6 separate regions of the Homo sapiens genome follow, and all the other regions are linked to region 1. A link is a contact called in ENCODE Hi-C or POLR2A ChIA-PET data. All regions are on one chromosome and are shown on one strand. Each heading gives the region's core, a stretch centred on a gene start or an enhancer-like site at or near the end of the contact. The rest is flanking DNA. Distances are from core to core; before and after follow the strand shown. Region 1 holds the start of FALEC (focally amplified lncRNA regulator of ECM1). Region 2 holds the start of PI4KB (phosphatidylinositol 4-kinase beta). Region 3 holds the start of ZNF687 (zinc finger protein 687). Region 4 holds the start of LYSMD1 (LysM domain containing 1). Region 5 holds the start of SEMA6C (semaphorin 6C). Region 6 holds the start of H2AC21 (H2A clustered histone 21).

Region 1 (4,293 bases), core at 1,286-3,785:
ACTGACTAAACAGTTGTTCTATTTATTGAAATAGGGCACATGGGAAGAAGAATAGTTGGAGGGTAAAGAGGATGGGCCCACTACTTTTTTCTTAATATTTTATCATGAAAAATTTCAAAAATACAGAAAAACTGACAGATTGTACAGTAAACAACCATATACCTACCACCTAACTTATTGCTATATTTTCTTCTTCACATCTTTCCATATACCTAGAAGAATTCATTTTTGAAGCTGAATTTGTGATATCTAGGAGACATCCAAGTGTCCTGTGTAATAGGCTGCTAGTGTAGAGTGCAGAAATACATTAAGAGCAGGCTACAAGTGCTGCCTCCTTTTCTTCATCTCCCATTCATACTCAACTCTCCAGAATTTGACTTTTGACACCTTCCGTTTGAAGTTGCTACCACTGAGGACACCGACTACTGAGAAGTCCAAAATTGAACTCATGTCTTCCCTCTGTGAAACCTGCTCCTCTTCCTCCTGTATGTTCTGCTGCCTTAGTCAGTATGAGCTGTGAAGTACCATAGACAGGGTGGGTTAAACAGCAGAAATGTATTTCTCACAGTTCTGGAGGCTAGAAGTCCTAGATCATGTGCCAGCATGGTCAGGCTCAGGTGAGGGCCCTCTGCCAGGTTGCAGCCTGCCAACTTCTTGTATCTCACAGGGCAGGAAGAGCTAGAGAACTCTCTGGGGTCCCTTTTATAAGAGCACTAATCCCATTTATGAGGGCTCCACCCTCATGACCTAATTACCTCCCAAAGGCCCCACCTCCTAATACCATCACACTGGGGGCTAGGATTTCAACAAATGCATTTGGGGGTACACAAACATTCAGTCTGTAACACTTACCTTAGTTACCACAGCCTCAAACTTGGTAGTCACCCTAGACACCAGCAAACAGGTTCTCTCAACCCTATCTCCTGAAGAGCTTTTAAAAAAAGTCCCCTCCCTCACCATGCCCTCAACCTTTTTTTTTTTTTTTTTTTTGAGACGGAGTCTGGCTCTGTCACCCAGGCTGGAGTGCAATGGCACAATCTTGGCTCACTACAACCTCTGCCTCCTGGGTTCAAGCAATTCTTCTGCCTCAGCCTCCCAAGTAGCTGGGATTAGAGGCATGCGCCATCATGCCTGGCTAATTTTGTATTTTTAGTAGGGACGGCTTTCACCATGTTGGTCAGGCTGGTCTCGAACTCCTGACCTCGGTTGATCCACTGGCCTCGACCTCCCAAAGTGCTGGGATTACAGGTGTGAGCCACCGCGCCTGGCTAGGTATATTTAAATATACCACACTTTCTGTGTTATTTCCTCTTCCTGGAAGATCTCCCTGAAGGCCAGGCTAGGTGGCTGTCTCAGAATTCTGAGAATATTTCTAACATTAGATGTTCAAGTCTCCACAGACGCTAAAGTCCCTGAAGGTGGTGTTGTAGTCTTCGTTATAGCCAGAGTACTTTTAGCACTCTGCCTAACACAAAAAGGACTGTTTACTTTAGCTGAACTTTGCATACATTCAATGCTTTGTATATCCTTCCCTTTCAACAAAACCCTACTCAAGCTTGAATTCTGTGAAGCTTTCCCTGGCCTCTCCAATAATTAGGAGCTCTGACTCCTTTACTTTACTCACCGCCCCTGAATTGAGCAAGTTATATTTTAATAGTGTATACAACGAATTGCAGTGAATGTTAACACGTTCACCTTTTATTGCTAACAGCAATGCTACCCGTGCTTCCAGGCTCTATCCAAACTCACTGCTTCCAGATAATAGCTGGCTGGTCCCTAGGGAGAATTCTTTAACTCTCAGCATTTGATGCTCAATTCAGTACCTCCTCATATTCAGCACTGTAGCTTACAAGTGCTCTCCGGGTTCCCTTCCTCTCCTCCCCGACAGACTAAACTGCTAGGGTTTGGGACCGCAGTCCTCCTCTCCTCTGACTCCCACCTCTCTGCAGCATTTGGCGCTGCACTTTGCAAACGCAGCTCTAAAGCATCTCCGGGAAGCTCCTGCACAGACCAAAGCCCCCCCGCTCCCTTTTTTTTTTTGAGACAGAGTCTCCTCTCTCGCCCAGGCTGGAGTGCGGTGGCGCGATCTTACTGCAGCCTCCGCCTCCCGGGTTCAAGCAATTCTCTGCCTCAGCCTCCCGAGTAGCTGGGATTATAGGCGCCCGCCACCACGCCCTGCTAATTTTTTTTTTTTTTTGTATTTTTAGTACAGACGGGGTTTCACCTTCTTGGCCAGGCTGGTCTTGAACTCCTGACCTCGTGATCCACCGCCTCGGCCTCCCAAAGTGCTGGGATTCCAGGCATGAGCCACCGCGCCCGGCCCAAAGCCCTTTAAAGACAAGTCTCCGCTTGCGGATTCGCCCGCCAGGTGACAAGGCTTCGTGGGCCAGGACTCCGCCCGCTCCCCGTGGGCTGGGGCGACCCAGGCCAGGAGGGTACACGTGGGACCGGGGGGTAGGGGAATTGCTGGGCCGGCCTTTTCCCCCTGCCTCCCCCGGTTCCTCTGTCCTGGAGGCCGTAGGAGATGCGCAGGACGCCCGCACATGCGCAGTGTCACTCTCGAGCTCCAGACTCGAGCGCGGCGGGCAGGAGGCCCAGGCGGCCCCGGGCTCCCGAGACTGGGCTGCCGGCTCAGGGGCGGGGCACAGCGCTGCCCTCGCCCGCTCATTGGCTCGCGTGCTGACGGACAGGTGGGGCGGACAGCCGGCGAAAGATCTGAGGAGCCGCTGGACTGGAAACTGCTACTGGGCTAAAAATACTTAAGTAAATAAATGAAAGCCTGTGGAGGAGGAGAGGAAGGAGAGGCGGGCGTGGGTTTGGGAGCAACTGAGGCTCCGCTTGCCCCTGGCTGGCGCAGGATGATGGTTCTTGGTTCACTCTCTCCGTCTCCGCTAGAACTGGAGCGGAGAAGTCTGCTTTCTGGAAGGTCGTCCTGGCGGCGGAGTCACACAGGACTTGTTCCCCTGGGACTCTTCATTCCGAGTCTTCATTCCGATTCTTTCAGATCCAGCCTTGAGGCCTCGGGTTCCTGGGAGCAGCTTTGTAGGGCTTGAGAGTCCTAGTCACCGCCACCCTCGGGTCCAGCTCAGGTTGGGGGCTACAGCTCCGTCCCTCCGGCACTTGGGACGACACTCTTTGAACTGGCCTCCCAGCGTCCCGCCTTGCTGGCTGCCGACTAAACTTTTTTTTTTCTTTTTGAGACTGGGTCTCGCAGGTTGAAGTGCAGTGCCGAGACCATAGCTCTTTGGGTGGCTGGGATTACAGGCGCGCGCCACCTCCCCGGCTCTCCGACTAGACATTATTTTATTTTATTTTATTTTTGAGGCACAGTCTCGCTGTGTCGGCCAGGCTGAGTGCAGTGGTGCGATACTGGCTCACTGCAACCTCCACCTCCCAGGTTCAAGTGATTCTCGTGCCTCAGCCTCCCGAGTAGTTTGGATTATAGGTGGGCACCACCACGCCTGGCTAATTCAGTAAAGATGGGGTTTCACCATGTTGGTCGGGCTGATCTCGAACTCCTAACCTCAAGTGATCCGCCCGCCTCGGCCTTCCAAAATGCTGGGATTACAGCGTGAGCCAGTGCGTCCGGCCTAGACATTCTTAAAAGGCAAATTGGAACACATCCTCCGCTTGAAAACGCCAGTGCCCCCTGGGCCAGGGCACCAAGATCCACTTAAAACCCTGCGGGTGAGGCATTAGTGATGAGCTCCTGCTTATCATTCCAGCCATATCAGAGAGGAAGGCCACCAAAGAGTCAGGTCCTTTCAGCCTTGACCCTTGTGCGCACTCTGCCCGCTCACACCCTCTACTTCTTTACTGGAGAAACTCTGACCTCAACGCCCCTCCTGTGCACCTGTGCTGCCCCCAGCCCCACTCCCACCTCGGGACGTTCCTGTCATGCTCAGAGCACGCTGGGGGCCCTGTACCACAACACTTGTCACACCTGCTAGGCTCAGGGACAGTGAACAACCTCAGGGCAGGGGCTGTGTGTGTTCTGGATGTGTATCCCCAAGTCTAGCAGAGTGTGCATAGATAGGGGTTCAATAAATGGATATTGGCCAGGCACAGTGGCTCACGCCTGTAATCCCAGCACTTTGGGAGCCTGGCCAACATGGTGAAAACCCGTCTCTACTAAAAATACAAAAATTAGCTGGGTGTGCTGGTGCACGCCTGTAATCCCAGCTACTCGGGAGGCTGAGGCAGGAGAATCGCTTGAACCCAGGAGGGTTGCAAGTTGCAGTGAGCCAAGATCGTGCCACTGCACTTCAGCCTGGGCGATAGAGCGAGACTGTG
Region 2 (4,293 bases), core at 963-3,462, 810 kb before region 1:
TGGGACTACAGGTGCATGCCACCATGCCAGCTAGGCTAATTTTTGTATTTTTGAAGAGACGTGGTTTCACCATGTTGCCCAGGCTGGTCTCAAACCCCTGAGCTCAAGCAATCTGCCCACCTCAGCCTCCCAAAGTGCTGGGATTACAGGTGTGAGCCACTGTGCCCAGCTGACAAATTTAAACTATCTTTGGCACTCTTGTCCCCATTCTTTGTTCATCTTTCATACTGTACTCCTGCTTTAACCTAGCTTGTCTGCTTGCCCTCTCCTCATGATATGAGCAAATTCCCATTTATATTCTTCAACATACAATTTTTTTGCTTTCAGAATGCTCGCTTGTCTTTTATTTTGCTGGGTTATATCCAATATCTATTCTAAGACCTGACTCACAATATTTCTAAGAAGCCTTCCATTCATTCATTCACCATATACTGGTGTGTGTGTGTGTGTGTGTGTGTGTGTGTGTGTGTGTATGTGTGTGTGTCCATACACATATAGGCCTTCCAAATTAACTTAAACTCCACTATGTCCCTTCAGCAATTAGGTTAGGTACCCCATTTGTTCTACTGTTGTATATACTGCATGTTTTACACAGGCATTTTCAAGCTATTACACTTTATTCTGCCTTCCAATTAAACATTGTAGCAGTGACTCTTTCATCATCTATCCTGTATGATTGTCCCAATAATTAATAATAAAGTACTATAGTAGCAACTTGTACTCTCTTGATCCTAACAAAACCCTGTAATGGGCTAATATTACTTCATCCATATGTCTTCTTTGTAGACATAGAAACTGAGGTTTAAAGAGGTTACATTAGTTATTCCAAATCAAACGGCTTGTAAGTGGCAGGGAAGATGGCATTCAAGACCCGGGCTCAAATAACTAGCCTCAATGTATTAAGTAAGGCACTAATGAGGGGCATTGCATATTAAGTAAAGCCCTAGGAAAGGCATTGAGATAGAGGTTCTGAGGACAAAGAGGGCTCTAAATCAACAATCTTAACCGAAAAATACACAAAAAACTTGCTGGGCGAGGTCGGGCCTATAATCCCAGCACTTTGGTACCTGAGGCCGGCAGATTGCTTGAGGCTAACAGTTCGAGACAAGCTTGGGCAACATAGCAAGACCCTGTCTTTACAAAACAAACAAACAAACGAAAAATACACAAAAGCAACACCAGAGGCCCATTTGCATGGCGTGTTTTTGTTTATTTGTTTGGCCTAATATGGTTTCGTTTTGTTTGGAAGAAGGGATTGTGCCCTCCAAGCCTTTGTCGTTTCACTCACCTCTCCCAACCTGGCCCTGTCCAGCCCCTCCCTGGAGGGCTGGGCATATGGATGCTGGAGGTCACAGGCTGCCCAGGCAGGTTGGTGACCTCGGAGGCAGAACCACGGCCTCGAGTCGGGCCTCTAACGGCGAAAAGACTGACGCGGTTGGACCGCGCCATTCCCGAAATGTTAAGGAGCTTAAACTCCGCATCGTCCTCCAAGATAAGTAGGAAAAGGGCAGTCAGAAAGAACGTCTTCCCCGTCCGCCGTCTTCCTGCGCGCCCTTCTAGGAACCCAGCGTCCATCCCACGGCCTGATTTACTAAGGGAGTCTTGTAGCATACGGGAGGGGGAAAAGTCATTGATTGCAATTACGGTAATTTGGTTAGTTACTCAAACGGTCGTTTACATATAACTTGCATGTTAATATACTTCTGGAAGTATGCATATGTCCATACTTCTTTAACAGGGCACCCACGGCCGCCTGCTCACCCTACTTATGCAGCAAATTTTACTTCTCTCTCGGCTTCTTTAGCCTCGCAAACGCTATCGCTTAGGTCCGCTTCTTAAATATTGGCCCCTCCTCCCACCCGTAAGCTCCTCCCTTCGCCCTCTCTCCCTCGAGAGCTTCCAAACATCTTTTCCCCGCCCCCTTTTCTATTTCTGAACAGGCATGTTCCAGGCAGCTCACCCGACTCCTTAGATTACTATGGAATCGGTAGGGTCCTGACCGCTGGGGAAGCAGGAAAGCGTATCCTGGGAAGAAAGGCTTGGCTTGGACTCCGGAGAAGAATACTACATCGAGACCTGCTGGGGAATTTTATTTTATTTTATTATTTTTTTGGTCTTGGTTGTACTGAGGGAGGAAGAAGAGGTTGTGTGGCCCGGTCGAACTTGTGGCAGCCTGAAGGCCCCCTCAGGCGGCGCCGCGGGCAGCCCCGCAGCCGGGGCCTGGTGCAGCCTCCGCGGCCGCTGTCAGGGAAGCGCAGGCGGCCAATGGAACCCGGGAGCGGTCGCTGCTGCTGAGGCGGCAGTGTCGGCAGTCCAACCGCGACTGCCCGCACCCCCTCCGCGGGGGTCCCCCAGAGGTAAGCTACTCCTCCTTCATGAGTCACCTTTGCCCTGTTGGGTGGGGGGGGGGGTCCCTCTCCCACCCTGTCCCGCACAGTCTTCCCCACCTGAGTTCGACTACGAAACTGCCCTCTTGGTGTCAGCTGCACCCCGGGTTCCTTCTCCACCCTTTCCTCTCAGGCCTGGGGTCCTCCTCCGCTTTTTGGCTTCCTCTTCTATTAGCTCCTCCCTCTGCCTCGGGGATTCCCCCCTCCCTCACTCATCCCTGTTGCCTACGTCTCGAATAATTCTTTTTTTTAAGTCATGAACCCTTTCCATATCAGACGACTCCCATAATGCCCATCCTTGTCCTTCCTCGTCGTCTCTGCCCCTGCCCCAAACCTTTTCCATGGACTCCACCTTTATCTCTTTTCCTAGTTTGCACTTTTCCTCCTATGTCCCTGTGCAACTCCAGCACTGGGTTCCCATTTCCCTGAGCTAAAGATTGCATCCCTGTCTTCCTGTGCTGCTTCTGATTCCATTACCTCACTGTCACCCACCTACCCAGCCAGCTCCTGGCTTCCAAGAATTGCCTGTTCCCTTCTCCTTAAGGGATCTCGGGCCCTTGTCATCAATCCAAAAGTACCATTTACATTCTTACTTTGAACCTAGTCCTCACTCTTCTCTGGGATGCATTATGATCCCTATAACTTTCTTTAGCTTCTCTTTCTCCCTCCTCAATCCCCCAACTTTCTAGAGGTTTCTGTCTGTAGGGGAGAGATTTGACAGTGCCCTTCCCATTCAGGATTTCCAACTTTGACACCTCCCTCGAGTTTCAGGGATTTCTCTGATCCTTGTGACATTTGTTCTGTTTTTCCCGTGGGCTTCATGTGTTCTCTGTTACACTCTTTATCTCCACATACCACTTATTTCAGGATCAACTAAACCTTGAACTAAGAAGAAAAATGTGTTGTGAGCAGGGGGAGCCTCAGCTGCCTCAGGCCGTTCAGGACAGAAGGGTGTTTCTGAAGGCCGGAGCAAGTTTTGAAGAAGTCCCTATCAGATTACACTTGGTTGACTACTCCGGAGCAGCCACTAAGAGGGATGAACAGGCCTGCGTGGAAATTGAATGAGATTGTGAGAAAACTTGTTTCAGATTATTTAATTTTAGGCTTTTGTTAAAGGAATCACAGAATAGAGTGCCTTCTCACCCCTGTCCAGATCCATGAGGAATCAGTTTATTCTTGTGGTTTACTAGAATAGTTTTGGTTGGTTCCATAAGAATTCAGGCCTGGAGTGGGGTAAGGGTATAACTGGAAAAAGGAACATGAGACAATGGAAAGAGCTTGTACATTCAGAATCGGGACTCCTGGGTTCAGCATGTGACTTCCTCACTTGACCTCTAGAGTGATCCTTTTGGAAAATGCCCACTCTCTGTAGGCATCAGTGCAGTAATAAGTTGGTAGCAGGATGTGGGTTGGGGGAAAAAATCAGATTTGGTTTATTTGTTTACAAAACATTTTGGGTTCCTCAGGCAAAAGGTATTTATTAGTAGTGGTTTAGTCATCCTGAGAATTTTCCTTCACCTTGGTCTTTCTGTCAGATGTTTCTAGTCCACAACCAGGGGTGTAAGTCATTTTGAAAGACAAGCTCCAGGCCTGCTTCCTTCATCTGCTTTGCTTTTTCCCCCAGTGCATTAAGTGGCTGATTTTCTGTCCTGTTCCTCACGTACTTGATCCATAACTCCAGATTCTATAGGTAGAAAGTATGTTTGTGGGAAAGCACTTTGAGGAAGCTGGCTGGAAAAGAGAACTTGGAGTGAACTGAGACTTAGGCAACTAGTTGCTGCCATGTCTCTCTCAGCCTGTGATAGCGAAAGGGCACGTGAGATTCCATTCATTTTCTGATTCTAGGTCTGTTTGGGAGTAGTTATGTCATCTTATCCCACTTCCTTTCTCTTCCTTGTCGTTAGTC
Region 3 (4,293 bases), core at 718-3,217, 770 kb before region 1:
ACATTTCTCCAGCACAGCTGCCACAGTGGGAAAAAGCCAGGCTCCCTCAACCCTCACCCATCATTTCTGCTCCAAGCTCCTCACCCCATTCCATCCCCTAACTTTAACTCCTCACCCTTTCCATTTTCCTGTGGCAACAGTAGCCCAGGAAGTTTCACCTAGCCTCAACCTGGCCAAGTGCAAAAAATAAAATTAAAAATCCCACAAGAATTATGTGGCACTAATCCAACAAGCAGGCCAGCTCAGAGTTTGTGGGAGACCCAGGTCTGTCCCCTACCAGTGTCTCCCCATGAGTGTTTCTGTATCTACGAAGAAGCAACTAAAGAGTCTATCCCTATCCATTCCCTGCCCAGGTTGCAGGCCATTTCCCAGCCAGCTCTCCCACCTCTCTCCAGTCTTCAGACTGTAACTAGAGACAGTCCCAGCAAGTGGCAGCTGGGATTGCTGGGACCAAGGTTGGGGTGGGGGCAAAACCAAAGGGGGAGTCCTCCCCTCACCCCCACCCTATTCAATTCTGCAGAATCTGGGTTTAAACAAAAACCCTTGTCTCTATAGGCCTGGCTCCTAAGCCTGGTTCCCTCCTGACCAGAGGCCTGAGCTACCTTCCACTCAGGTACTCAGAAAAGTGGACTGCTACAACGAAGACCAGCGGGGACTAGGAGAAAACACCTGCGAACTCACCCGCCCCCACACCCCGCCAGCCACCTCCCTCTTGGGTGCCCCAGTGACTTAGAGGTCATCCGATGGCCACCCACCCAGAGCAGACAGTCGACCAAGCAAGCCGCCAAGCTCAAGCCAAGGAGGATCAGGCCTTCCTGCGACTGCTGAGCCCTGTCTCTAGGGCTCCTATCTCCCCCGCCCCCTTTCCCTCTGTGGTTCCCCAAAAGCCAAAGAGGCTGAACAGGAAGAGGCTGAACAGGCCCAGGTCGAGTGGGGGCTCCACTGACCTTTGCCCGGGCCCAAGGCCTGCAGCGCAGAGGAGGGCGAGGGGCTGGCGGCGATTAGGTTGAGGCCAAGCTGGGTAGCAGACGGAATTAAGTCCCTGCCATCTGCCGAGGGCTGGCGCGGGGAGCAAGTCCTGGGTTTCGAGGAGGGGGCGGGGTGTACACATGAGAAACTACAAGGGAAACTGAGGCGCGCGGCCCTTCTCTCACTCGCACCGGCGTGCGAAGCGAAGGCCGGGCCTCAGCCAGGCCAGGCCCTTTGGGAGCTGCTGCGCAGCACCTGGGGACCCAGGACTACACAGGATAGGGTGGGGAGCTGGAAAGAGGGGAGGAGAGAGGGGACGGTCTCTGCGCGACTCTCAGCTCTCTAGCTGGGGTCCGTCCCAACTCGGACCTCGTCCCCTCCCCTCCGGGCGCAGCGGAGCCTCCTCCCGCCGCGCACTCCCGGAGGCTCGCTAGAGACTGGAGACTGATCGGGGGGTGCGCAGGGGGCCGGGGGCGCAAGCCTGAGTCTTGCCCGGGCCCGGACGCTGACCCGCACCCAGTCGGGGTGCAGGTTCTGCTCCGGCCTGGCCCAGGTCCCCCGCCCCCATCCCCGGGAACGGACACCATTTTAGGTCGCGACATCCCGCAGCCTTCAATCTCCGGGCCGCACTTCGGGTGCCTCTCGAGCCGGGGGCGCCAGGACCTGGGGTTCTCGACCCTCCTGGGGGTTTACCCGGCTACGGACTGTGCTTACAACAGGCCAGGAGTTTCGCCCATCCGCCCCAATGGATGGAGGCGGTGTCTGGGCCTTCCTAGAAGCCGCCCCAGGGGGCGGCGCGGAGAAGGGGGTAGTTGACCAAGTGGGGGAGGGGCGGGGGTATTTACCCGCCCCCCCCAAGGGGGCGGAGCCAAGGGCGGGTATTTACCCCAGGCACGCTTACTTGTTCCGCTCCTGGTGCGGGCCGAGACCCGGCGGTCTCTACCCCGCTCCAGCCGCTGCAGCCACCGCCGCCCTCCCCGCGGCCGCCGCTACTTCCTGCTTCTCTCCGGTTCGGCCTCCCCACTCCCTCTCCTCCCTCCGCGCTCCAGGTCTGGGCTGCCCGTTTTCGCACTCGCCATTGGCCCTTGCCCCCGTCGCTCAGCCCTGTGCCCCTTCCAGCCCCGCACTGGGTTGGCCCTAAATACTGCCGCTCGGAACTAGCCCCGCACAGTCCTCTTATGCTCATTGGGCAAGGGGCCGAGGCCCTCTGAAGATACCTCTCCCCATTGGCTGCGCCGGGGTCCGTCTGCCCCATCTACGAGTCTCGTAAACGATTGGCCTCCGCCACTGTCGCTTAGAAAGAAGCCAGCCTGCTTCCCAGCTTGCCTACTGGAAGGGGGAGCACCCAGGTGCGTCTCCGCCCCTCGCTCCCTACTGGCCGCTCGAAGCTTGAAGCTGCAGTTCACTTTCGCGAATGTAAGGAACCCAGCTTCTGTGTGGTGGGCACTGAGAGCAGAACCGCATTGAGTCGGAGTGGAGCACAGAAGTGTAGGTCCTTTTGCGCTGTTTCAAGCTAAACCCGTGTCACTGATGCCGTACAGAAGTTACAGAATGGGACGCCACCCCAAACATTACGTCATCCGCTGACCATTTCCTTGCGGTCTTCCCACCGTCTAAATCGCCATATAATCTGATGGATGGGGTCCTCGCGCGGTTCAGCTCCTGGGCGACAGCGTAACCCGTCGCTCCTCCCTCTGCGGGAGGGCGTGGACGGGGCACGGGATTTGGAGCATGGAAGGAATCGGGACCTAAAGGTTGGGAAGGGCTCGCGGACCGGAAGCGGGGGAGGTGACGTAGGAGTGCTGGCGTGGCCGGGCCATTTCCAAAGAGGCATTAAAGGAGCAACTGATAGGCGTCCTAAGTATGGGCTGGGGGGGGAACCGCCAGCTCCATTTCCCATTTAAGGGCTCCCCTTTTCCCCGCCCCCAGCATGGAGTGGGGGTGGGGTCAAGGTCGAGTTTTCCCGCGCTTTGTTGCCACGCCCCCTGGAGGCGGGGGAAAGGGAGGAGTCGCTCGGAAAATGAATCTCCTTGATGCTCTAATAGCACTCACTGGCAGAATTCGTATGCAAGCCCAGTGTGCCACCTCGCGCACGCAGCCGCTCGTTAACGGCGTGTTTTTATTTTTTAATTAATTTTTTTGAGGCAGAGCCTCACTCTGCTGCCCAGGCGGGAGCACAGTGGCGCGATCACGGCTGACTGCAGCCTCAACCTCCCAGGCTCCAGTGATCCTCCCGCCTCAGCCTCCTGAGTAGCTGGGACTACAAGTGAGCGCCAAATCGCCCTGCTAACTTTTTTATTTTTTGAAGAGACAGGGTTTTGCCATGTTGCCCAGGCTGGTCTCAAGCAATCCTACAGACGTGAGCCACTACTCCCTACCTTGGCGAAGTTTTTTATTTTTTATTTTTTGAAACGGGGCCTCATTCTGTCGTCCAGACTGGAGTGCAGTGGCGGGATCTCGGCTCACGGCAACCTCCGTCTCCCAGGCTCAAGCAATTCTCCTGCCTCAGCCTTCCGACCAGCTGGGATTACAGGTGTGCGACACTACCCGCCCGGCTAATTTTTGTTTTTTTCTTTTTTTTTTTTTTTTGAGACGGAGTCTCGCTGTGTCGCCCAGGCTGGAGTGCAGTGGCGCGATCTCGGCTCACTGCAAGCTCCGCCTCCCGGGTTCACGCCATTCTCCTGCCTCAGCCTCCCGAGTAGCTGGGACTGCAGGCGCTCTCCACAATGCCCGGCTAATTTTTTGTGTTTTTAGTAGAGACGGGGTTTCACCGTGTTAGCCAGGATAGTCTTGATCTCCTGACCTCGTGATCCGCCCGCCTCGGCCTCCCAAAGTGCTGGGATTACAGGCATGAGCCACCGCGGCCGGCCATTTTTGTATTTTTAGTAGAGACGGGGTTTCACCGCATTGGCCAGGCTGGTCTCGAACTCCTGACCTCAAATCATCCATCCGCCTTGGCCTCCCAAAGTGCTGGGATTACAGATGTGACCCACCGGGCCCGGCAAAGTTTTTAAAAGTGGTTTCGTTACCCTGCCCAGGAGTCCCAGGACACCGGAACCAGGACTCCCCGGCGCACCCGGAGAGTTTCCGAGCTCCTTTGAAGTATGAATCAGAACTTCTGGATGGGAATCCTGGAGCCACCACTTGCCCTATGGTCGCAATGGGCAAGTCGCTCAACCTCCCAGATCCTGTTTTCTCATGAGTAAAACGGGGATTATAATACCCACCTGACAATATTATTTTTGTGAGAATTAAATGAGTTTAGAATGTAAACACGCTTTGTAAAGTAATTGGCAGTTGGGATTAGTGTGCCCTTTCTCCCGG
Region 4 (4,293 bases), core at 482-2,981, 650 kb before region 1:
CTTGAACTCCTGACCTCAAGTGATCCACCCACCTCAGCCTCCAAAAGTGCTGGGATTACAGGCGTGAGTCACCGCGCCCAGCCAAAATTCTCCTTTTCTTGAAACACTAAGTAACATCTCCAGAACACTAGTATTCCTCAGAATACACACTGGAAAACTCTTTTAGAGCCATCTGTCTCCTTCTGAGCCTTCCTACCTCTGGCTTTCCCGTCCCATACCTGTACTTCCGGCGGCAGCAACTGTTATAGTGGGGAGCTCTGTGCAGAGCACTCTGGGTGATAAGTCGTGTCTGAGTTAGCAGAGGAGCCTGGTAAGGAGATGGGAGACAGAGTCAGAGCCTTCAGCCCTCCGCCCTTCCAGCCTGGTGTGTGCAGCAGGGTCTTGCCTAGAACACACTCTCCACTCTCTGATTACCTCAGCTTTGGTTTCTTCCCTTCTCAATTCATTCTGATGTTTTGGATTCTGCTTTCTTTCCTTTCCCGGCTGCTTCTTGCCATAGAAAAGCTGCAAGCCTGAGGAGAAAGGGAAACAGAATTAAAAGCATAGCACCAAGAGTGGTGTGCAGAGATTTCGAGGGTTTATTCCCCATCCCGTCTTCCCCCTAACTTACTGGACAGATGTTTCTTGCCTGCACGGTGGGCAGTCAGCATGGCCAGGGTGTCCAGTACCGGTCGATGGGGGCAGATGGCACAAGCAAAGCTGAGCAGGGGTAGAGAAGAGGATAAGTGGTCCAGGGGAAGAGGGTTGGGCCCGTCCCTGCCATAGGTCCCACCCTGTCCTAGCAGTCTTTGCAAAACCCAACTCCCTGGTGACCCAATCTCCACTTCTTCCAGTCCTCACTGGCCGCCAAAGAATCCTAGGTACTCCTGCTGTCCTAATTAATAACAAAAGTTTGTTGAAGCCAGGCGTGGTGGCATGCGCTTGTAAACCCAGCTAATCGCGACGCTGAGGAGGCAGGATCACTTGAGCCCTAGAGTTCGAGGGCAGCCTGGGCAGCACCGCGAGACCTCCGTCTCAAAGGAAAAAAAAAAAAAAGTCTATTGAGCCTCTAACCGCAGAACCCTCAGGCTTGAGCCACTCCTTGCTCTTACCGTCCATCCCGAAGCATCAGCGCCTCATCCTCTGGAATGTAACTGGCTAGGAGGTCCCCGACTCTTCTTTTCTGCAGGGAGTAGGGGAAGAAATCCGGACGGGATCAGCGGGATAGGAGAGAGGGGTGGAAGTGAAATTATAGAAATGAGGAGTGAAATGGAATAAGGACCCTGGGGAGAACAGCGATCATAGACCGAAAAAGGAGTCACTACACAGCTCTAAGTCGCCTGGTTCTCTCCTGCACCCCCGAGTTGTTGCCAGAGCAATGAAACAAAGCTCCTTCCCAACCTTCAGGGAGCGACTGAAGCGGCTCCAGATCCTCTCCGCTCACGCTTACTTTGAGCACATTGAGTTGACTCCAATCGTCTCCTTCCCTCTTGAAAGACATCACGACTGTGAGTCCCAGAAGTGATAAATTCTCTGTTCCGGTTTCGCCACTCCTCCAGGCCACCGTAGCAAGAGCGGGACAGCGCCTTCTCTTTTTTCCTTCTCTTCCTGTCGGCCTCCGTACTTCCGGGGACGCACTTCCACGCATGCATTGCGCGATCCGGAAATCCACTCTCTGGTGCTCGGAGGGAACTGCATTTCCTATGGTGCCCTGCGACTCCGCAGACGCGGAGCCTTTTGGGAAATGAAGTCTTTTCTCAAAGACCTTGCCGCTCAACTGGATCCAGGCCCTTGCATCTTGGCGGATCTGAGGCGTTTGGAGGGACAACAACCTAGATGTGGAGCCGAAATTTGAGGGTGTGACCTATCTTATGCGGAGCGGACCTTTGAGGATCTCTGAGTGGAAGGTGTACTACAAATTCTTGCAATCCTCACGCTCTTCGTCTGCGGCGACAGTTCACCTGGGGTGGGCCTGATTTGTTCCTGACTCTAGCAAACAAACCCCGGGACCGGGGAGAGCTGGGATGTTGGAGCGCCCTGAGGCCAGGCTACTTGGGGGCAAACTGAGGAAAGAGTGTTGAGGATTATTTCTAGAGTTCAAAGGTCAGAGGTCAATGTAGCGAGGAGTTGTGGGGGAGTCCAAAGTCGGAGGGGTGCTTAGGGGAGAATTAGGGAGGGACTGAATACTCAAGGGACAGATTTGTGGATAAGTAGCTTGGAGGGAGGAGAAACCGGGAGGGGGCAGATGGCGTAGTGCTGGGGAGGCGGGGACACAGGGGAAGAGAGAGGGGGAAAGGAATCCCCTGAATATTCATTCCCAGACTTCAGGCCTGTCAGTCGCAGTCTCGGTCGTACCTCCCCTAGTTGCAACCTTAGCTGTTGGCAGGGTGAAGAGATGGCTTCCCCGTCTAGACAGCCCCCGCCAGGGGGGTCAGGACTGCTTCAAGGGAGCCGGGCTCGTTCATATGGAAGCCTGGTGCAATCGGCCTGCTCCCCAGTGAGGGAAAGACGCCTGGAGCATCAGTTGGAGCCCGGAGACACCCTGGCTGGACTAGCACTCAAATATGGGGTGACGGTGAGTTTTCCAGGATTGGGGTGAAGACAACAGTCAGGAGGGATTTAGTCCTGAGAAGAATGTAGTGGCCCTTCTAGGTAACCTCCCCTGAAATGTTCCTAATGTGTTGCACTCTGTTCTGCCTTTATCTTTGTTTTCCCATCACAGTGTTGCACAAGTCCTGCCCTACTATTCCAACGGAGAGGAACAGCTCCTATTTTATTATGCCAGACACTGTGCTGAGGGCTTCACATACGTTAGCTCATTTCACCCTCACATCTGTATCAAGTATACATTTATCGTTCCCTTTTGGCAGATGAAGAAACTGAGACTTGGATTGGTTAACCAGTTTGGCTAAGGTCAAATAATGAGCGTCAGATTTGGGATTCAAACAGGTCTGTCTGACTCTATTAACCACACAGAAAATTTTATGTTGAGAGTGATTAAACGTTTACAGCAACTAATGGAGAGCTGATTTTTAGTTCTCAGTTCCTAAAGTGCCCACCTCTCCTTGCTCTTGGTTCCTCCTCAATGCTCTGCCTTCTTTCCAGTAAGGTGGCCTCCTTTGTGCAAAACAGGTACTCTACACCAAGTATTTCAGGTCATGCATGGGGGAAATTGGATAGATGTAAAAATGTACAGCATTGAAGTTGATGGGGTTACTCCCCCTATCCCTGCCCCTGTTTTCTTGTTCCATCTCACTCAAACAAATGTTGAATTTAGCCAACATTTTTATGCTTGCTGTATTTAAAGCACTGTGATAACTTTTCTGGGAGATAGAAACTTAAACTATATGGTTGCTGTCCTCATGTAATTTATGGCCTAATGAGAAATGAACAGGGACACAAATAATGATTACAAGTGACAGAATGTGGTGAGTTTGTAAAGGTATTAACAACGAATAGGGGTCAGGCATGGTGGCTCACCCCTGTAATCCCAGCACTTTGGGAGGCAGAGGCAAGTGGATCACCTAAGGTTACGAGTACGAGACCAGTCTGGCCAACATGGTGAAACCCTGTCTCTACTAAAAATACAAAAATTAGCCGGGCGTGGTGGTGCTCACCTGTAATCCCAGCTACTCAGGAGGCTGAGGCGGGAGAATCGCTTGAACCCAGGAGGGGGAGGTTGCGATGAGCTGAGATCGCACCACTGCACTCCAGCACTCCAGCCTGGGCAACAGAGTGAGACACACACACACACACACACACACACACACACACAAAGATAGGAAATCAGAAAAGATTAAATTTCAGTTGGAAAGGGGCTGTGGTGGGCCAGGCGTGGTGGCTCATGCCTGTAATCCCAGCACTTTGGGAGGCTGAGGTGGGTGGATTGCTTGAGCTCGGGAGTACAGGACCATTCTGGGCAATGTGGTGAAACCCCATCTCTACAACAAATACAAAAATTAGCCGGGCATGGTGGCATGTGCCTGTAATCCCACCTACTGGGGAGGCTGAGGCAGAGGATCACTTGAGCTGGGGAAGCGGAGGTTTCAGTGAGCCGAGATCGCGCCACTACACTCCAGGCTGGGCGACAGAGTGAGACCTTGTCTCCAAAAAAAGAAAGAAAGAAAGAAAGAAAATACGAATACACTATATCTGTAGTTTCTATATTTCATTATCTAATTATGATAATAATTACATAATTATAAGTAATAGTTTTTAAATAAAGCATTAATGAGCCCCTGCTATGTGTCAAGGTCTGTAGGATGCTAATGACTTCCTGGGGATACAGAGACAGCAAGTCACAATCCTTGCCCT
Region 5 (4,293 bases), core at 1,282-3,781, 630 kb before region 1:
ACTTCGGCCTCCCAAAGTGCTGGGATTACAGGGGTGAGCCACCTCGCCCAGCCAAGAGAGTCATTTTGATTTGTCCTTCAAAATAGCTCTCAGATTCATGTATTTCTTTCTAAATCTGTTCCCATCACCCTTGTCTGATTGTCCCTCTCCCCTCACCTTTAAACCTTGTTTACTTGCTAGTAGGTCTCTGTCTTCTTGCTTAAAAAAATAAAAAAATACAAGTTGCACCCTTTTTCAAGAATTTAAAATGACGTCCTACTCCTGTCAGATGATTTTAACCAGCTCACCTAGTCATTCCAGGCCTTCTGTAATTTGTCTTCCCCTTTTCCCTCCCCTTGCTCCTAACTAGTGCCTTTCCCACACACCAGCCTCACAGGACCTTTTTTTTATCCATGCTGCAGGCTCCTTGCTAACCAAGTAAAAGCTTTTGCTGAAGCTGTGTCCCTCGGGAACATTTTCTTCTTTTGCACCAAGCCAACTCCCACCAAAGTTTTCCTGTCCTTCATGATAAAATGTATCCAGCATCTTTCTGTGCAGTCTTCGGAGAATATTTATTGTCTTCTTTGCACATTTGGAAATTTATGTTCAATGTAGCTTTTCTTTTGAGACTTGGTGTTGTCTTTTTAATAGTTTAGTACTATTAAATATTTAATATTTAGTACTGTCTTTTTAATAGTTTAGACTTTTTAATAGTTTAGTATGTGCAAATCTTATTTTAATTCAAATATATTATCATTTTCTTAAAGTCTGGAACCACAACCCACAGTGGATTGTGTAGTAGATTGTGTCTCAAGTAAGTGTTTAATACTTACTGGATTGAACTGAGATTTGAGCTGGGTCCTAAAACTTTAAATGAATTACACCTTAATCCCCACTCACTAATCTATTCCATAAGCATGTATCTGAGTACCTAAACCCTGTGCTAGGAGCTGAGGAGATTTCTTTTAACCTCTCAGTGCCTCTGTATTTTGAGGTGTCTTTCTCTGAAAATTTCTTTCCAGCCTTTAAAACAACCCCAACTGTCTGACAGTTTGTTGAATTGCCTTGGACCCAAGATCCCTCGGCCGTTAATTCTGTGTAGATATTGTCCCTGTTTATCTTCTTCTATTTTTTTTAGATCTGACTTTACTGAGTTACTGTTCATCTTACTGGTTCACCTGGCCTTAAATCTGTCTCTCTGTCTCTCTCTTTCTCTGTATGTGCGTGTGCACATGTGTGTGTATGTTTAGGTCTCTTGTGTACTCGCTGTGGGGCTTAGCCTAGTTGTTGATACTCCCCTCCCTGATCACAGTCCAGTTAAGGCTGGCCTAAAGTGGCAAACCCCTTCCCCCTCCTTTCCTCTAGTCCAGAGTCCAAGATGTGGGTAGAAGTGTTCAGTCAGATAAAACTATCTGAGAATGCCAGTGTCTCCCAGGCCACCCACTTTCCTGGAGAATTTTGAGAATGTCTTTTGTCCCAGCCCCACATAGAGAAGAATCCTACCAGGCAATACCAAGGTACCAAGCAATCCTGTCTGTAGTAGTTTATTCTTCCTCCTCACTGACATTCCCAGGGGCTTTATGAAGGGTGGGGAGGGAGAAGGGGCAGTTTTGCTGTTTGGAGGGATGTCACGGTCCTCTGAGGAAAGGTGGGACGTATGTCTGTGGGGCAGGAAGGCTGTGTGGGTTACTTTATCAAGTCTTAGCGTTGCTACTCTTTGTGCCTTTCTCTGAGTCAGTTAGTCTTGATTTCCACATCTGTTTTGGCTTCAGCCTCTCTCACCTGCCCTCTTCCATTACCCAACAGCCTGACTGCTAGCTAGTTCTTGCCATAGTGGCCCAAACTCATGCTGCTTTGTAGAGGTGGGAGGGGAGGAGATCATGGAAACAAGGGAAACCTCCTGCTGACACCTTCCTTTCCTTTCCCAGGCCTCCAGCCCCCACGCGCATGCTAGGCCTCCTTATCCGGGTCAGGACGAACCAGAGGAGGCCTACGGGGAGAAATAAGGAGACAGAGGGACAACGCATAGAGAGGAGCAACAGAGAGTTGGGGGCAGAGTCAGGGAGATGCGGGATGCGCCCTCGGGAGCAAGGTCGCCCAAGCCGTATAGGAGGGGAAGGGAGGACGGATCGCGCAGGCTCTGACAGCCCAGCCCAGCCCCGCGAGGCTCCCAGGTTTCCTGTCTGTTTCTCCTCCCAGCTCCTCTTCCTCTCTTGGGAAATTTCTCCCCAGAGCCTCTCCTGTGCCAGCCTGTCTCTGCTTCTGTATGTATTTCTTCCTCTGCCCGGTGTCGGCGACTGTCCGTGGGTCTCTCCATCTCGCGTCTGTCTCTGGTCTCCAGTTCAGCCTCCCGGCCTGGCCCTCTGGGTGGACGGTGCTCCTGGCGCCCCTCCCCGGGCAGCACTATTGGCGGAGAGGTGACGAGAAGGCGGTGTCTAGCCGCCCTCCGAGGGCGGGATTAGTCGCGGCGACCCAAAGGCGGGCAGGAGGTGGGCCCGGCTGGGAGGCGGGCGGGGCCACTGGGGCCGAGCCCAGAGCCCCGGGCGGTCGCATTGTTTTCCTCCGCGGATCCGCGGCTGGACTTGGACCCAGGGCTCTCCCGACAGCGCCCTGGAACCCAAATTCAAGCACCATCCAATTCGGACGCTCATCGCATCTCGCCTGAGCACAACCACGGATTGCGAACTCAGCGCAGCGCGTGGCCGCTGGCCGCCCGCGGCGATCTCGATCCCGCTGACCCGAATCCTGGAGCAAGTACCCCGGGCAGGGAAGGGGCTGCGGGGAGGCGGGGAGGGAGCAGGAGGGCGCGGCCGGCGGGGGGCAAGCTTCTGAAGCGCTAGGGGACCAGGGAGGTGTCGGCGCCCGGTGTGCCTGGCTGACGGAGAGGGTCAACGAAATTGGGGTGCAGGGAGGAAGGAGGGACAGTGGCCGAGCCCCGTAACTGTACTGGTGAGAGCAGAGTCTGGGCACCTCGTTCAATTGGGCTTTCGTCGAGTCGCATCCCGCTGGACTGGGAAGCGCGAAAAGGGATTATTTGAGGCGCGCTCCGTAGAGAGCGTGGAAAACCTGGCCCCTTGCTTTCCCAGCAAGGAAACTAGGGCTCCGAGACCCACGGAGAACTAGACCCTCCTGACGCCCCTGAAGGGATGGGAAGAGGGACGCATCGTTCCGGACTTTGTGTCACGGGTGCTCCTCTGTCCTTGTGCAAGCCGGAATCTGAGCACCCTCTGAAGGGTTGGCTCGTGCAAAGAGGCGGCGAATGGGGCCCTCGAGCAACATCGGTCCCAGCGCCTATCTCCTTCCTTCAGCCCGCTCGGCCCGGGGCTTTGTTAGACTGAGGTCTCCCAAGGAGGACATCCGAGCTGGCAACTGCCTCCTGAGCCCACGGTCCCCACTGAGCGCCGGCCTCAGGCCCGCCCTCGTCGGTTCTCAGCCTCTGGCCCTGTTTCCCTGGCCTGGGAGACCCGCCTCCGCTCCCCAACCCCCGCTCCTATCCCCTCTTCGTCTGCGCCTGCAGGCCCCTCCAGCCCCTCCTCTCGCTAACGTGGCTCTGGGACCCGGTCCCGGCCCAGACTCTGCTACCGGCCCCTCCTCGGAGCCCCGGATCCGGTGAGGGGGAGACAGGTCGAGCCCCTGGCCCTAGGCCCACCTCTTTTCGAGGCTTTAGACACCTGGATTGTCCTGGTTGGGGGTTGGGTGGGAAGGAGGGTAGGTGCTGAGTGTGGGGCTAAGAGCTAAGAGTGGGGGAAATGGCTTGGAGAAAGGAAAGCTCCGGTTCCACAGGCTCCTTGGCGCGACCCTGCTCCCTCTGAGGAAGGTGGACTGGGGCGGGCGACCAGCCCAAAGGCTTCCTGCTATTGTCCCCAGCCCAGTCTCCCCTTCTCCATCCCTTCCACAGCTCTCCTAGACTCTGGCTGTGACCCCAGCCATTCCCCAGAGGTGGCTTCGGGGCCAGGAGAGAGAAGGGCTGTTTCCTCTTCCCAGCAACGGGAGGATCTGGAAAGGGGAGAGTCGGCCAGGTCTCTCCCATGTGCTTCAGATGGGGTGTGTGAAGCAGCTCGGATTCTTCCAGGGCAGAGTGATCTTTTCTCCAGGCCAGGAGTTGAGGAGCTGACCAGATGCTGCTTCCCAGAAACAGCTACAAGAAGCCCTCTTAAAGGTGTATCATAGTTGAGTCTAGAAGGCCAATGCAAAGGCCAGCCAAGTGTTTGTAGAGGCTGGACTAATCCAGCCTAAAGTGGGGTGTGAGTGTGTGTGTGTGTAGACTGAGTGGAAGGGAGGCACAGCCTGCTCTCTCAGGGAGGAAGGAAAGGG
Region 6 (4,293 bases), core at 836-3,335, 630 kb after region 1:
TGATATAATCAATTGGATTAGAAGGATCTTAGGTTACACCCTCATCACCTCTGTCTGAACTTTGGTGTTTCCCAAATCTATACCAGCATTCTTATCAGGAGTAATCTCTATACGTAGCTGATTTTAACTAATTTAACTCTCAGAGTTCACCAGATTTCCTCCATTTTCTGGAGGCATTTCATCACAGACTTGTTTGTACTACTTTCAATTATCTATACACCCATGGCCCAATAGCACACATCCAATAAATGCCAGTTGAATAAACTGGTGAGAATAAAGGAGAAAACATCAGGAAAAGTGTCAAAGAATGATTTAAGTATTTTCTGGCCGGGTGCAGTGGCTCACGCCTGTAATCCCAGCACTTTGGGAGGTCGAGGTGGGCAGATCATTTGAGGTCAGGAATTCGAGACCACCTTGGCCAACATTCGAGATTTGAGGTCAGGAGTTCGAGATCACCCTGGTCAACATTAGTAGAGATGAAACCCCATCTCTACTAAAAATACAAAAATTAGCCAGGCGGGGTGGTGGGCGCCTGTCATCCCAGCTACTCGGGAGGCTGAGGTGGGAGGATCGCTTGAACCCGGGTGGGTGGGGGCGGGGTGGAGGAGGCGGTGGTGGAGGTTGCAGTGAGCTGAGATAGTGCTCCAGCCTGGGTGACAGAGGAAATTCCGCCTCAAAAAACGAACAAAAAACCCACAAGTCTATTTTTTCTCTCTAGCATTCTACCTGACCTTAAGGGATACTAAGGAAAGGGTGAGAATGGTGTAGGAGATGTAGAACTCCCAGAGATGGGACGTTGAGGAGGAAGAAACACAAGAGCTTTCAGGTTCATCTGTTATATGGGATAAAAGAAAAAAAGGAGAGCTTTCAGGAAAGATTTCTAAGACCGCTGGAGTCATGCCAGCGATTAGTGCCTGACGGCAAAATTACCCTTTCCCGGCTGTTGCTGAAATCTAAGGGATGATGATGAGGTGGACAAGGGAGCATGGAGAAAAAGTCTGAAGGGATGTTAAGGAAGCAACTGACTGGATATGCTAAGACGAAGGGAAGAGTAGAGTAGATTTCGGCTTAGGTATCTGTAAGTATGCTGGTGCATTTCAGGAAAAGAGGGCAAAGAGGGGAGGTTGTTTGTATGAGTTCGCGTTCGGATAGGCTGAGGTAGAGTTTGAGTTTGAGGTGCTCGTTGGGATAAGTAGGTTGAAGTATTCTGTAAGCAGTTAGGCATAAGGGTCTGAGCTTCTGAAACAAATTTGGACGTTAGTTGAAAGCATATAAATGGGTAAGACTCTTCGGGATAAGTGAAGAATTGGAGACAGGGAAACAGTCCAGCTGGACTCGCAGATTTAGAGATGGGCAGTGGCATGGGGGAGCAGGATAAGAAAAGTCGGCGAGGTAAGAAGAAAAACAGGGCGACATTTTGAAAGCCAAGGGAGCAAGTTTGAAGGCCGCCTCCTGGAGGTCAAGAGGAGGATGACAAATCTATTCTAGCCTCGGTCAAACCGGATTCCGAGGAGTGCAGGCGGGTGGGGGTGGGGCGGAGACACGCCGCTGCGGGCGACTTAAGTTTAGGGGCGAGAAAGGAGGCAGCCTTAGTAGTACATGTATTTTTAAAGGGAATTTGGCTGTGACGAGACAGAAAGGGCGGGACTTGGCAGTTTAGAGCTCAAGGGGATCATCGGCTTCAGAATCCCCTACTCTTTCGTGAGAGTAACTCTCCGTCTAAGGATGTCTTCTGCAGTTCCTTAGGGTCCATATTGGGATTTCCCGGCTGTAAACTAAACAAAGCAAAGCAAAACAAAACAAAAACCCACAGTGCCTCTCAGTAAAACAAAACCAGTATTTTGTTTGAAAGCCTGCTCTCTTTAAAGATCCTGGCATGCAAATAAGGGGCTTTAATGTGGCTCTCAGCGATTGGTAGATACTTACAAAATCCGTCATTTCCTTTCAGTGCAGGACGCAAACCAAGAGGCGGCTTTCTGCTTTTCTATTGGCTGTTAGATACGGCTCCGCTTTTAGCCAATCAAACGACTTCCCTTCACCCCTCCCGGTAGCTCTTATAAATTACATCAAATTGGTTATTCTTTCCACATTCTTCTCCTTGTAAAAGAAGCTGTAACTGCAATTTTAGCCGTAATGTCAGGACGCGGAAAGCAGGGAGGCAAGGCCCGCGCTAAGGCCAAGTCGCGCTCGTCCCGCGCTGGTCTCCAGTTCCCGGTGGGGCGAGTGCACCGCTTGCTGCGCAAAGGCAACTACGCGGAGCGGGTCGGGGCAGGCGCCCCGGTGTACCTGGCGGCGGTCCTCGAGTACCTGACCGCGGAAATTCTGGAGCTGGCGGGCAACGCGGCTCGGGACAACAAGAAGACGCGCATCATCCCTCGCCATCTGCAACTAGCCGTGAGGAATGACGAAGAGCTCAACAAGTTACTCGGGGGTGTCACCATTGCCCAGGGCGGCGTCTTGCCCAATATCCAGGCTGTCCTGTTGCCCAAGAAAACGGAGAGTCACAAGCCTGGCAAGAACAAGTAATTAAGAGGCTTGACACCATACTCATTCACCCCAAAGGCTCTTTTAAGAGCCACCAAAGTGTCAAATGAAGGGCTGATCACGAAATAGCGCATTAGCTCTTTTTTTGAAAACTTGGGTGGCTCTAAAAAGAGCCTTTGGTCTTGGTTTGTTTGTCTGCATTTATTTGCTTTTGGCTTTGTGGCTTTCGGTTTTCTTTGGTAACAGAACGGCCTGGATGTTAGGCAAAACGCCGCCCTGGGCGATGGTGACTTTGCCCAGCAGCTTGTTCAGTTCCTCGTCGTTGCGGATGGCCAGCTGGAGGTGACGAGGGATGATGCGCGTCTTCTTGTTGTCCCGAGCCGCGTTGCCCGCCAGCTCCAGGATCTCGGCGGTCAGGTACTCGAGGACCGCCGCCATGTAGACGGGCGCGCCGGCCCCCACCCGCTCCGCGTAGTTGCCTTTGCGCAGCAAGCGGTGCACTCGCCCTACCGGGAACTGGAGGCCAGCGCGGGACGAGCGCGACTTGGCCTTGGCGCGGGCCTTGCCTCCTTGTTTGCCACGACCAGACATGACTGAAATCAAGGTTAAACACAGACAACGCTCAGAACCTCGCAACAAAATAAGATTGAAAGAGAACCAAGAGGAAAGCCTTTATAAGCTTTCCTAGGGGTGGGGTCAAGAACGAGTTTTTCATTGGTCCTAATATGGCTTCAGAACCGGCCAATCAAGTCAAGAGTCGGTGTTGTTACGTACGCATTGCTGAAAACGCAAGGTCCGCACACGGACCAATGGAAATGAACGACTTTCGGAGCCCTAATTTGCATAAGGTGGTTATAAAAGAATCAGGCCCGCCCATTCTCTTACTTCTTTTCTTGGCTAAGCCGCGTTTGTACTGTGTCTTACCATGCCTGAACCGGCAAAATCCGCTCCGGCCCCTAAAAAGGGCTCCAAGAAAGCCGTCACCAAAGCCCAGAAGAAAGACGGCAAGAAGCGCAAGCGCAGCCGCAAAGAGAGCTACTCCATCTACGTGTACAAGGTGCTGAAGCAGGTCCACCCCGACACCGGCATCTCGTCCAAGGCCATGGGCATCATGAACTCCTTCGTCAACGACATCTTCGAGCGCATCGCGGGAGAGGCTTCCCGCCTGGCGCACTACAACAAGCGCTCCACCATCACATCCCGCGAGATCCAGACGGCCGTGCGCCTGCTGCTGCCCGGCGAGCTGGCCAAGCACGCCGTGTCCGAGGGCACCAAGGCGGTCACCAAGTACACCAGCTCCAAGTGAGTCCCTGCCGGGACCTGGCGCTCGCTCGCTCGAGTCGCCGGCTGCTTGACTCCAAAGGCTCTTTTCAGAGCCACCCACCTAATCACTAGAAAAGAGCTTGTTCACTTATTCCCTTAGTTTCTTTTCATAAAGTAAGTTATTTTAGTGTGAAGGTCATGGGAAATGGCATACGTAGCTTTTTAACTATTTGGAACTCGAGGTCCCCAGTGCGTCATTGGATTTGCTTTTGAATCTAGAGCGTGTCTTTACTCATTGTGCTGCTTAGCCTTCCCAGGAGTCGGTTCTCAATTAGGCTGTTGGGAATCCGCCTCTTTACCCGCCCCCACTCCCGCCCCACACGCGCCCTGGTGGCTCCTTGGGTCTGTTTCATTCTAAAACGAAGTGGCTGAGTTCGGCTGTCATTTAAGAGAACTCCAGGACACAATTCAGCCCGGGTTCCGCAAACACTGCGTGACAGCTCTGTATGACTGACGCTTGGCAGCAGCTTTTGTGTCCGGTCACCA

Evidence for each region. Hi-C counts contacts between places; a loop is a spot of excess contacts on that map. ChIA-PET counts read pairs that join two places held with the same protein, here RNA polymerase II (POLR2A). Pooled maps may share reads with other maps.
Region 2: a loop to region 1 is called in a pooled map, with 4 times the contacts of the local background. The contact joins the promoter of PI4KB here to the promoter of FALEC in region 1. A Hi-C loop is called at or near these places in 1 of 50 pooled maps. POLR2A ChIA-PET finds 5 or more read pairs at or near these places in 4 of 52 experiments (K562, Panc1 and activated CD4-positive, alpha-beta T cell).
Region 3: a pooled map shows a loop between it and region 1 (25-fold over the local background). The contact joins the promoter of ZNF687 here to the promoter of FALEC in region 1. A Hi-C loop is called at or near these places in 7 of 50 pooled maps. POLR2A ChIA-PET finds 5 or more read pairs at or near these places in 2 of 52 experiments (activated CD4-positive, alpha-beta T cell and activated T-cell).
Region 4: a loop to region 1 is called in a pooled map, with 6 times the contacts of the local background. The contact joins the promoter of LYSMD1 here to the promoter of FALEC in region 1. A Hi-C loop is called at or near these places in 7 of 50 pooled maps. POLR2A ChIA-PET finds 5 or more read pairs at or near these places in 3 of 52 experiments (AG04450, GM10248 and GM12878).
Region 5: a pooled map shows a loop between it and region 1 (7-fold over the local background). The contact joins the promoter of SEMA6C here to the promoter of FALEC in region 1. A Hi-C loop is called at or near these places in 7 of 50 pooled maps. POLR2A ChIA-PET finds 5 or more read pairs at or near these places in 3 of 52 experiments (AG04450, CD8-positive, alpha-beta T cell and GM10248).
Region 6: a pooled map shows a loop between it and region 1 (3-fold over the local background). The contact joins the promoter of H2AC21 here to the promoter of FALEC in region 1. A Hi-C loop is called at or near these places in 2 of 50 pooled maps. POLR2A ChIA-PET finds 5 or more read pairs at or near these places in 2 of 52 experiments (AG04450 and CD4-positive, alpha-beta T cell).

Annotation. Positions count from the first base shown.
Region 1 is chr1:150,513,994-150,518,286 of GRCh38, reverse strand. It overlaps FALEC (focally amplified lncRNA regulator of ECM1), which reads right to left and starts at 2,535. Exons shown (of 6, transcript NR_186305.1): 1 at 2,225-2,535; 2 at 167-514. RefSeq lists a silencer at 2,341-2,710 and enhancers at 2,801-2,950, 3,021-3,090.
Region 2 is chr1:151,325,335-151,329,627 of GRCh38, reverse strand. It overlaps PI4KB (phosphatidylinositol 4-kinase beta), which reads left to right and starts at 2,212. Exons shown (of 12, transcript NM_001369623.2): 1 at 2,212-2,357. RefSeq lists a silencer at 1,775-1,844 and an enhancer at 1,780-2,704.
Region 3 is chr1:151,279,973-151,284,265 of GRCh38, reverse strand. It overlaps ZNF687 (zinc finger protein 687), which reads right to left and starts at 1,967. Exons shown (of 9, transcript NM_020832.3): 1 at 1,871-1,967. ZNF687-AS1 (ZNF687 antisense RNA 1) reads left to right here and starts at 2,337. Exons shown (of 2, transcript NR_135595.1): 1 at 2,337-2,723; 2 at 4,008-4,242. RefSeq lists enhancers at 856-925, 1,234-2,119, 2,166-2,395, 2,426-2,625, 2,120-3,004 and silencers at 1,346-1,505, 1,786-2,065, 2,747-3,087.
Region 4 is chr1:151,163,340-151,167,632 of GRCh38, reverse strand. LYSMD1 (LysM domain containing 1) reads left to right here and starts at 1,731. Exons shown (of 3, transcript NM_212551.5): 1 at 1,731-2,554. The coding sequence starts at 2,375. It overlaps TNFAIP8L2-SCNM1 (TNFAIP8L2-SCNM1 readthrough), which reads right to left. Exons shown (of 7, transcript NR_144937.2): 2 at 1,092-1,162; 3 at 611-699; 4 at 415-512; 5 at 219-307. It overlaps SCNM1 (sodium channel modifier 1), which reads right to left and starts at 1,489. Exons shown (of 7, transcript NM_024041.4): 1 at 1,430-1,489; 2 at 1,092-1,162; 3 at 611-699; 4 at 415-512; 5 at 219-307. The coding sequence starts at 1,480. RefSeq lists enhancers at 1,441-1,490, 837-1,543, 1,511-1,790, 1,544-2,249.
Region 5 is chr1:151,144,869-151,149,161 of GRCh38, reverse strand. SEMA6C (semaphorin 6C) reads left to right here and starts at 2,531. Exons shown (of 19, transcript NM_030913.6): 1 at 2,531-2,729. It also overlaps a transcript of LYSMD1 not described here. RefSeq lists silencers at 2,054-2,113, 2,324-2,783.
Region 6 is chr1:149,885,757-149,890,049 of GRCh38, reverse strand. It overlaps H2AC21 (H2A clustered histone 21), which reads left to right and starts at 2,085. Exons shown (of 1, transcript NM_175065.3): 1 at 2,085-2,581. The coding sequence starts at 2,134. The coding sequence ends at 2,526. H2AC20 (H2A clustered histone 20) reads right to left here and starts at 3,132. Exons shown (of 1, transcript NM_003517.3): 1 at 2,639-3,132. The coding sequence starts at 3,075. The coding sequence ends at 2,686. H2BC21 (H2B clustered histone 21) reads left to right here and starts at 3,368. Exons shown (of 1, transcript NM_003528.3): 1 at 3,368-4,293. The coding sequence starts at 3,410. The coding sequence ends at 3,790. RefSeq lists enhancers at 1,275-1,394, 1,197-1,791, 2,015-2,304, 2,325-2,464, 2,875-2,934 and 4 more.